2 separate regions of the Homo sapiens genome follow, and region 2 is linked to region 1. A link is a contact called in ENCODE Hi-C data. All regions are on one chromosome and are shown on one strand. Each heading gives the region's core, a stretch centred on a gene start or an enhancer-like site at or near the end of the contact. The rest is flanking DNA. Distances are from core to core; before and after follow the strand shown. Region 1 has its middle 5.8 kb from the start of KIF13A. Region 2 overlaps RNF144B (ring finger protein 144B).

Region 1 (4,075 bases), core at 576-3,075:
TAACAGAGGCTGAGCTGAGTGCCATGGCTCATGTCTGTAATCCCAGCACTTTGGAAGGGTGAGGTGGGTGGATGACTTGAGTTCAGGAGTTCAAGACCAGCCAACATGGCAAAACTCTGTCTCTACAAAAAAATACAAAAATTAGCTGTGTGTACTGGCATGCACCTGTAGTCTCAGGTACTCGGGAGGCTGAAGTGGGAGGATCACTTGAGCCTGGGAGGTCGAGGTTGCGGTGAGCTGAGATTGTGCCACGGTATTCCAGCCTAGGCAACAGAGTAAGACCCTTCAAAAAAAAAAAGAGTTACAGAGGCTGGAAAACAAACCACAGTGGGTCTGACATCAAAGTCTGCTTTTCCTACTCTGCTACTCTGAGCCCAATTTCCTTTACCCCTTACTTTTTTTTTTTTTTTTTTGGAGACGGAGTCTTGCTCTGTCACCCAGGCTTGAATGCAGCGGTATGATCTCAGCTCACTGAAACCTCTGCCTCCTGGGTTCAAGCAATTCTCCTGCCTCAGCCTCCTGAGTAGCTGAGACTACAGGTGTGTACCACCACGCCCAGCTAATTTTTGTATTTTTAGTAGAGACAGAGTTTCACCATGTTGGCCAGGCTGGTCTTGAACTCCTGACCTCAGGTGATCCACCCGCCTCAAACTCCCAACGTGCTGGGATTATAGGCATGAGCCACTGTGTGTGGCCTACCCCTTACTTCTGTCAAAAGGATTATCATCTTTTCTATCTCCCATAAATTTTGTAACTCTTTTGTGGAGACTACATATTGCATTGAACTGTAAAGCATAATATTTAGTGTTGTTTATATTGCTTATATTTTTTGTGCCAGAAAAATAGAGACGAGTCAAGGCAAATCCATTATCACCCTTAGAAAAACCACTCACGTGCACATTCCAATTATGTAGGTCGGCAGCTTTATTTCGGAAAACACATCTGAAGCAGTCACAGTGTGGAAGTGAGAGCTGTGGTTTTTGAAGACCTGCATTTAAATCCCAAGGCCATCACTTCCCAGGTATGTGACCTTGGGCAAGCTGCTTAAATTGTCTCTTTACTTTTTACCGGTTAGTTATAATGAAGGATGACAATAATAGTTTGTGCCTCATAGGGTTATTGAGAGGATTAAATAATGAAACTATGCTTGGTAAGTAGTCAGTGTTTAATAAATGTTATCTACTGTTAACTGTTGTGAAATATAAATGTTCTTGTAATAAATGGTTTGGAGTCCCTCCCTGGGGGAGAATTCTTTTTCCCTTTTCCATTGATGCTTGGCTTGACCGTGTGACTTCCTTTGTCCAATGAAAATTGAGAAGGGATGGGTACCATTCCTTTCTTTTTCTTTTTTCTTTTTCTCTTTTTTTTGAGACAGAGTCCTGCTCTGTTGTCCAAGCTGGAATGCAGTGGCATGGGCTTGGCTTGCTGCAACACCCACCTCCTGGGTTCAAGCGATTGTCCTGCCTCAGCCTCCCAAATACTGGGATTACAGGCGCTGCCACCACGCTTGGCTAATTTTTTGTATTTTTAGTAGAGACGAGGTTTCTCCATGTTAGCCAGGTTGGTCTAAACTCCTGACCTCGTGATCTGTCCGCCTCGGCCTCCCAAAGTGCTGGGATTACAGGCGTGAGCCACCGTGCCCAGCCAATGTGTACCATTTCTGAGCAAAACTTGAGGAGCTATTGTGTGGTCTGCCACCTTCTCCTTTCCTTCTGTTACAAAACCAGCGTTGACTCAGCTAGGGGCTGTTTCGTCAGCCTAGGACTCAGAAAGAAAATGATAGAAGCAAAACCACAAGCAGGCTGTGATGGACAAGTCATGCGTGTAGGGCATAAAGCTTTTTGTAAGCCACTGAGATTCAAGCGTTGTTGGTCACCATGTCATAACTTAGCCTAGGCTGACTCATGGTTGTTAAACTAGTTTATAGAAAGCCTCTTATTTAAAAGTATTTGACTGTTCTATGATTATTCTTTGATTCTCTGCAGACTTAAGACATTAGCAATTTTTAGATCAGCCTGGCAGCCTGATCTGCTACTTCTGACTGAAATAACTTTGGAACTTAGTCTTACATCTGAAATGGGATGATTCCAGAGTCCTTGGGATGTTTGTTATCTATCAGTTGTCTGCCAGTTCCTCAGAACCCATGGTGTTTCCAGTTTCTAAAGTAAAGCTATGCTAACAAGCTCTTCCTGACAAAGGAGCATAGACCAGGGCCCTCTTAGTGACTAGTACGCATGGCTGTATTCGTTGGCATATGGTGATCTGTGGGCATTGTAAGGCTGGCTGATGGCTGGGCCAGAGTGTTCTGTCAAGCAAGCCTCACCGGTCTTTCCATACCTCAGCCCCAGTCCAGGGCCTCTAGCCAGGCTGGGCCAGCTCTCTGATGGGCCTTTACCTGTATGCAGTGGGCCCACACTCTGAGCTTCTTCTCCTCGCTGACTCCAGAATGGGATACTGTCCAGCATCCCAAACTCTCCTGTTGTCATGATAGAAAAGTCCTTGCATCCCTCCTGAGTAGCTGGGACTACAGGCACACACCACCAGATTGTTGTTGTTTTAAGACACTAAATTTTGGTGGGATTTACTACAACAGTAACCAGAACAGCATGTTCTAGGGGAATGGAAGTCTTCAGAAGGACATGAAAGCCAGCCTCAAGTATCTGAGGGGCTTCAGGTATAGCAGGAGTTAGATTTGGAGGCTGGGCATGGTGGCTCATGCCTGTAATCCCAGCGCTTTGGGAGGCTGAGGCAGGTAGATCACTTGAGGTCAGGAGTCTGAGACCAGCGTGGCCAACATGGCGAAACCCCTTCTCTACTAAAAATACAAAAAATTAACCATGTGTGGTGGTGTGTGCCTGTAATCCCAGCTACTCGGGAGGCTGAGGCAGGAGAATCACTTGAACCTGGGAGGCGGAGGTTGCAGTGAGCCGAGGTTGCGCCACTGCACTCCAGCCTGGGTGATACAGCCAAGACCCCATCTCAAAAAAAAAAAAAAAAAAAAAAAAAAAGGGAGTTAGATTTGGCATGGGAAGCAGGAGAAGGCAGCACTTCTGTCACTAGGTGGAATGCCCAGGGATGCAAATCTGATTCTTCATGGAGGCCTTTCCTAGGCGAAGAACTTGAGGAGTCCCCTGACTGAGTTCAGCTTCTCTTCCAATTTGAGAACTCTGTCAGCGGAATCCAAGCACGGAATGGGTGGCCGTTTTGGGGGCTGTTGTAAAAAGGTCCACAGGACTCCCAAAGGCCCTTCAAACGCTAAAAAGACATAATTCCTAATGATGTAAGGCTAAACTGTTTTGAAAAAGAAATGTTTAGTAAACTTTTATTTATTTATTTATTTATTTATTTTTGAGACAGAGTCTTACTCTGTCACCCAGGCTGGAGTACAGTGGCATGATCTTGACTCACTGCAACCTCTTTTCTCCCCGGTTCAAACAATTCTTATGCCTCAGCTTCCCAAGTAGCTGGGATTACAGGCATGTGCCACCATGCCCAGATAATTTTTTTGTATTTTTAGTAGAGACAGAGATTCACTGGGTTGGCCAGGCTGGTCTTGAACTCCTGGACTCAAGTGATCCGCCCACCTCAGTCTCCCAAAATGCTGGGATTATAGGTATGAGCCACCATGCCCAGACTAGTAAACTCTTCATAGAAGAGGTGAGGACTAATCTGGTCTTTAAAGTTGGAAAGGGTCAGGAAAGCAGAAAGAAGAGTCACTCTGCAAAGAACCAATGGGAACTGTTTTTCTAACCTGTAACACCAAATGAATCATGCCCCTCTCACCTTAAGACCTATTCTTCTTCTCAACTATTCGTGGTGTTATGGGCCATCATCCTCCCAATCCCTTTCTCAGTCACTTGCAATCCTTTGCCTCCCTCAATCTTCACATCCCATTGGTTGCTAAATTGTTCCACTTTTCTCGCAGTAAGTTCTGCGTCTGTTCCTTCTGCTCCATTTGTGCTATCATTGGCTTTGTTCATGCTATCATCACCTCTGGATGATGATATCATCACCTCATCTGGATGACTACAATAGTCCTCTGGATGGATACAGTGTTGCCAAATTAATTACCCTG
Region 2 (4,075 bases), core at 728-3,227, 410 kb before region 1:
GCTAGTGAGTAGAATTAGATTTCAACCAGGAATAGTAAAATTAGATTCTAACCAATTTTATTTTAGAGAGTGGAAGTAACGCTAATAGTTAGAATTTACATAGAAACCAGTTTCAAATGAATGTAGAGCAAAGATGGTTTCAATTTAGAAATTTCCAATAATTGAATAGTCAGTACTATGGTATGTCCCAATCCTGGAAATTATCAGTCAAAAGCTAGATAACCACACTAAAAAGAGTAGAGCTATATATGCTAGCTGTATTCTGGCAGTGTACTAAGTAATTTATCTAGATTATCTACTGTAATCTTCTATATAATCTTGTGAGATGATTTCTTATTATCCCTATATTACATGAAAGAAAATGACCCAATAGACTGCCCAAAGACATTAACCCCTACCATCTGCTGGTCCAGGCCACTATCATCTCTGGCCTGGATTATTACGTTTGCCTTCTAAGTAGTCTTCTTGCTTTCACCCTGGCCCCTGTAGTTTATTCTCTATGCATAAAGGTTAATTTTGTGTGTCATCTTGGCCACAGGATGCCTCCTATATGCCTCATTTCTGGGCATGTGTGTGTGTGTTTCTGGATAAGATCAGTGATATAGCTTGGCTCTGTGTCCCCACCCAAATCTCATCTTGAATTATAACCCCCAGATGTTGAGGGAGGGACCTGGTGGGAGGTGACTAGATTATAGGGGCAGTATCCCCCATGCTGTTCCCATGATAGTGAATTCTCACGAGATCTGGTTGTTTGATAAGTGTGGTGCTCTCTTTCTCGCCTGCTACTATGTAAGACGTGGCTGCTTCCCCTTCCACCATGATTGTAAGTTTCCTGAGGCCTCCCCATCCATGCAGAACTGTGAGTCAATTAAACCTCCTTCCTTTATAGATCTCAGGTATTCTTTATAGCAGTGTGAAAACAGACTAATACAATCAGCACTTGCATCGGTAAACTGAGTAAAGCAGTTTACCCTCCCCATTGCGAGCAGGCATCATCCAATCCATTAAGGGCCTAAAAAGAACAAAAGGAGGAAAGAATTCGTCTCCCTGCCTGACTGCCTGAGCTGGGACATCAGTTTTCTCCTGCCCTCGGACTGGGACTTATACCACTGGCTCTCTTAGTTCTCAAGCCTTCAGACTTGGACTGGAAATACACCACTGGTTCTCCTGGGTCTCCAGCTTGCAGAGAGAAGATCATGGGACTTAGCCTTCATCTCCTACTACTCCCCCTACACACACACACACACACACACACACACACACACACACACACACTTTTCCAGCCACACCAGCCTCCTTTGCTGTAACAGGATACACCAAGCACACTCCCAACTTAAGACCTCCATACTGCTTCCCTCTGCCTACAACCCTCTTCTCCCAGATATCTGTATGGCTTGTTCCCCATTTCCTTCAGGTCTCTGCTCAAATAACACCTTATCACTGAGACTTCCCTGATCATCTAATAAAGTAGAAGTCCCTCTTCCCCACAGCACTCCTGACCCCCCTCACCCTATTTTTCCATAGCACAAACCATCACCTGACTTCTGTATTTACTTGTTAGCATCTATGTCTCATACGAAAAGTTGAGTTATTTGAAAACCAGGGCTTAATCTGATCGTTCACCACTATATTCAAACCATCAGAACTATGCAAGACACAGCAAATATTTGTTGAATAAATAAAGCCTAAGCTACCAAACTTGAGACCCATTCTCTTAAATGCCAAACCATACTGGCATCCCAGAAAATGACTTCTTTCATTAGGAGGGTGGGGGAACTAGAAGATCTAAGGTCACTTACAATTCTAGGACTATGATGCTATGACAAAGACATTAGGGCCTTAATAGTATGGTTTTCTTCTGCTGTTCTTTCCTCTCTTGCCACATTTTACTACTTTCCTTGAATAAGTAAGTGGTAAGCATTAGGCATGGATGAGATCATAGGTCCAGGAAGCCAGCTCCTCCTTGAGTCATCTCTAATCCATTTCTCATGCTGTTACTGTTTGCTCTTTTTCCACAGATGCCATCTGACCCTGCAGTGGCTCCGTTGTCAGTGGAAAAATATAGTGCCAATAAAATCGGCATTGTAAACCTGTGACTTGACCAATAAATACAAAAGTCACCATAGTATTGTCATTAAATCTCTTAATGGATATAAGCAGTGAGTATATTGAAGTTATTTCACAAACAAAGACAAATTCACTGATTTACTGCTAACCACCCCAAGCAAAGTTAAGGGAAAGCATAAAACTAACCTTGCGGCTGGGCACGGTGGCTCACGCCTATAATCCCAGCACTTTGGGAGGCCGAGGCAGGTGGATCACGAGGTCAGGAGTTCAAGACCAGCCTGACCTACATAGTGAAACCCCAACTCAACTAAAAATACAAAAAAAATTAGTCAGGCCTGGTGGCACATGCCTGTAATCCCAGCTACTCCGGAGGCTGAGGCAGGAGAACCACTTGAACCCGGGAGGCGGAAGTTACAGTGAGCCGAGATTGTGCCACTGCACTCCAGCCTGGGCAACAGAGCAAGACTCCATCTCAAAAATAATAATAACAATAATAATAATAATAATAATAATAAAGAAAAAAACTAACCTTGCAAGCAAGCATATTTAGGTACCAGAAACCAACAGAATAATACAGTGCTTTGAACTGGCAGAACTTAGTTCGGCCCATTTAATAGTAGTAGAAGACGTGGGAATCTGGAGCTGGAGAATTTGAAAGCTTTGGGAAAGGTTGGCAGGTCTCATGACCAGAAGAGGGGACAGAGAATCATTCTGTGGCATTGGCCTTGAGTAAGATCCCTCATTATTTCTTGTGGTTCCAGAGAATTCTCAATAAAAGGAACTTAAAATGATACTAGACTAACATATCAAGCCAACAAGTAATTATATTATTATGTTCTTGGAAGTAAGCAAGTTCTTAAATATGTGGTACTTTGAAACACCCTTTCATCTGAATCTTTTATATCCACCATAAATGTGCTCATCTATTTACTGTCAAAGTTGTATTGGCACTTTTTTTTCCCTGTTAAGTCCTAATTCTAGATATTTAGTTTAAATATTTCAAAGCCACACTTTGAACAAATCCAAAAGAGACATTTCTCTCTATCCTAACTGCTAATCTCTGAGTATCTCAGAATAGCAGTGAGGTTGTAATTACCTATATAACCACCTTTTTATAAAAGGCTAGTGAGGAAGCCAGTCAAATCATTATAGGCTTTCCTTTCTCTGAAATCTTTTTGAAGAACGTAACAGCTCAGCACACTGATGGATCTTAGGAAATAAAGGTAGGTATTGTCAACCCCTCCCTCCCTCCGTCTTACAGGCAAAGAAACTAAAGTCTAGAGAAGGCAAACAACTTGCCCCAAATCATACACCATCAAATGACAAAGCCTGAACTTGAGCCTGAGTCTTCTTATCTCCATATCTGCATTCTAACACACTATGCTATACTGCAAGGGAGAAACAGAGGTAGAAATAGGAAAGTGGCATTACTTTCTCCTAATGCAGGTAACAGTTAGAACCCAGGAAAGATCCACCACAGATTCATGCTTCATTTGAAAGTTACCAAACTGTGTGTGCACATACACATTGCAAATCCTCCCAAACTGTAAATGTCTCTGCTATGGTTTGGATATGGTTTGTTTATCCCCACCAAAATTCACATTGAAATTTCTTCCCCAGTGTAGTAGTGTTGGGAGGTGGGACCTAGTTGGGGAATGGCTTGGTGCCACTCTCTAGGTAGTGGCTGAGTTCTTGCTGTGGCGAGAATGAATTAGTTCTTGCGGGAATGAATTCTTAATAGTTCCTGCCAGAGTGAGTTTTTAGAAAGCCAGGATGCCCCTTGGGTTTTGTCTCTTTTCACATGTCCACTTTCCCTTTGACCTTCTCTGCTGTGTTTTGACCTAGCATGAGACCTTCACCAGAAGCCAAGTAGATGTCAGCACCGTGCTTCTCTAACTTTCCACCTGCAAAACTGTGAGCTAAATAAACCTCTTTTCTTTATAAATTACCTAGCCTCTGTATTCTGTTATAGCAACACAAAATGGACTAAGACGGTCTCCCAAACCAA

The links. A loop is a pair of places that touch in the nucleus more often than their neighbours do. Pooled maps may share reads with other maps.
Region 2: a pooled map shows a loop between it and region 1 (3-fold over the local background). The contact joins two enhancer-like sites. A Hi-C loop is called at or near these places in 2 of 37 single-sample maps with no recorded cell type and 3 of 50 pooled maps.

What each region holds. Positions count from the first base shown.
Region 1 is chr6:17,991,386-17,995,460 of GRCh38, reverse strand. No RefSeq gene overlaps it. Among named protein-coding and RNA genes, the nearest start is that of KIF13A, 5.8 kb to the right of the region's middle. RefSeq lists an enhancer at 1,876-1,925. Within about 2 kb of position 1,825, at least 3 of the 41 ENCODE cell types and tissues checked have a DNase peak (open chromatin) inside an H3K27ac peak, as active enhancers do.
Region 2 is chr6:18,403,658-18,407,732 of GRCh38, reverse strand. The region is part of intron 2 of RNF144B (ring finger protein 144B); the gene reads right to left. Among named protein-coding and RNA genes, the nearest start is that of RNF144B, 18 kb to the right of the region's middle. Within about 2 kb of position 1,977, at least 7 of the 41 ENCODE cell types and tissues checked have a DNase peak (open chromatin) inside an H3K27ac peak, as active enhancers do.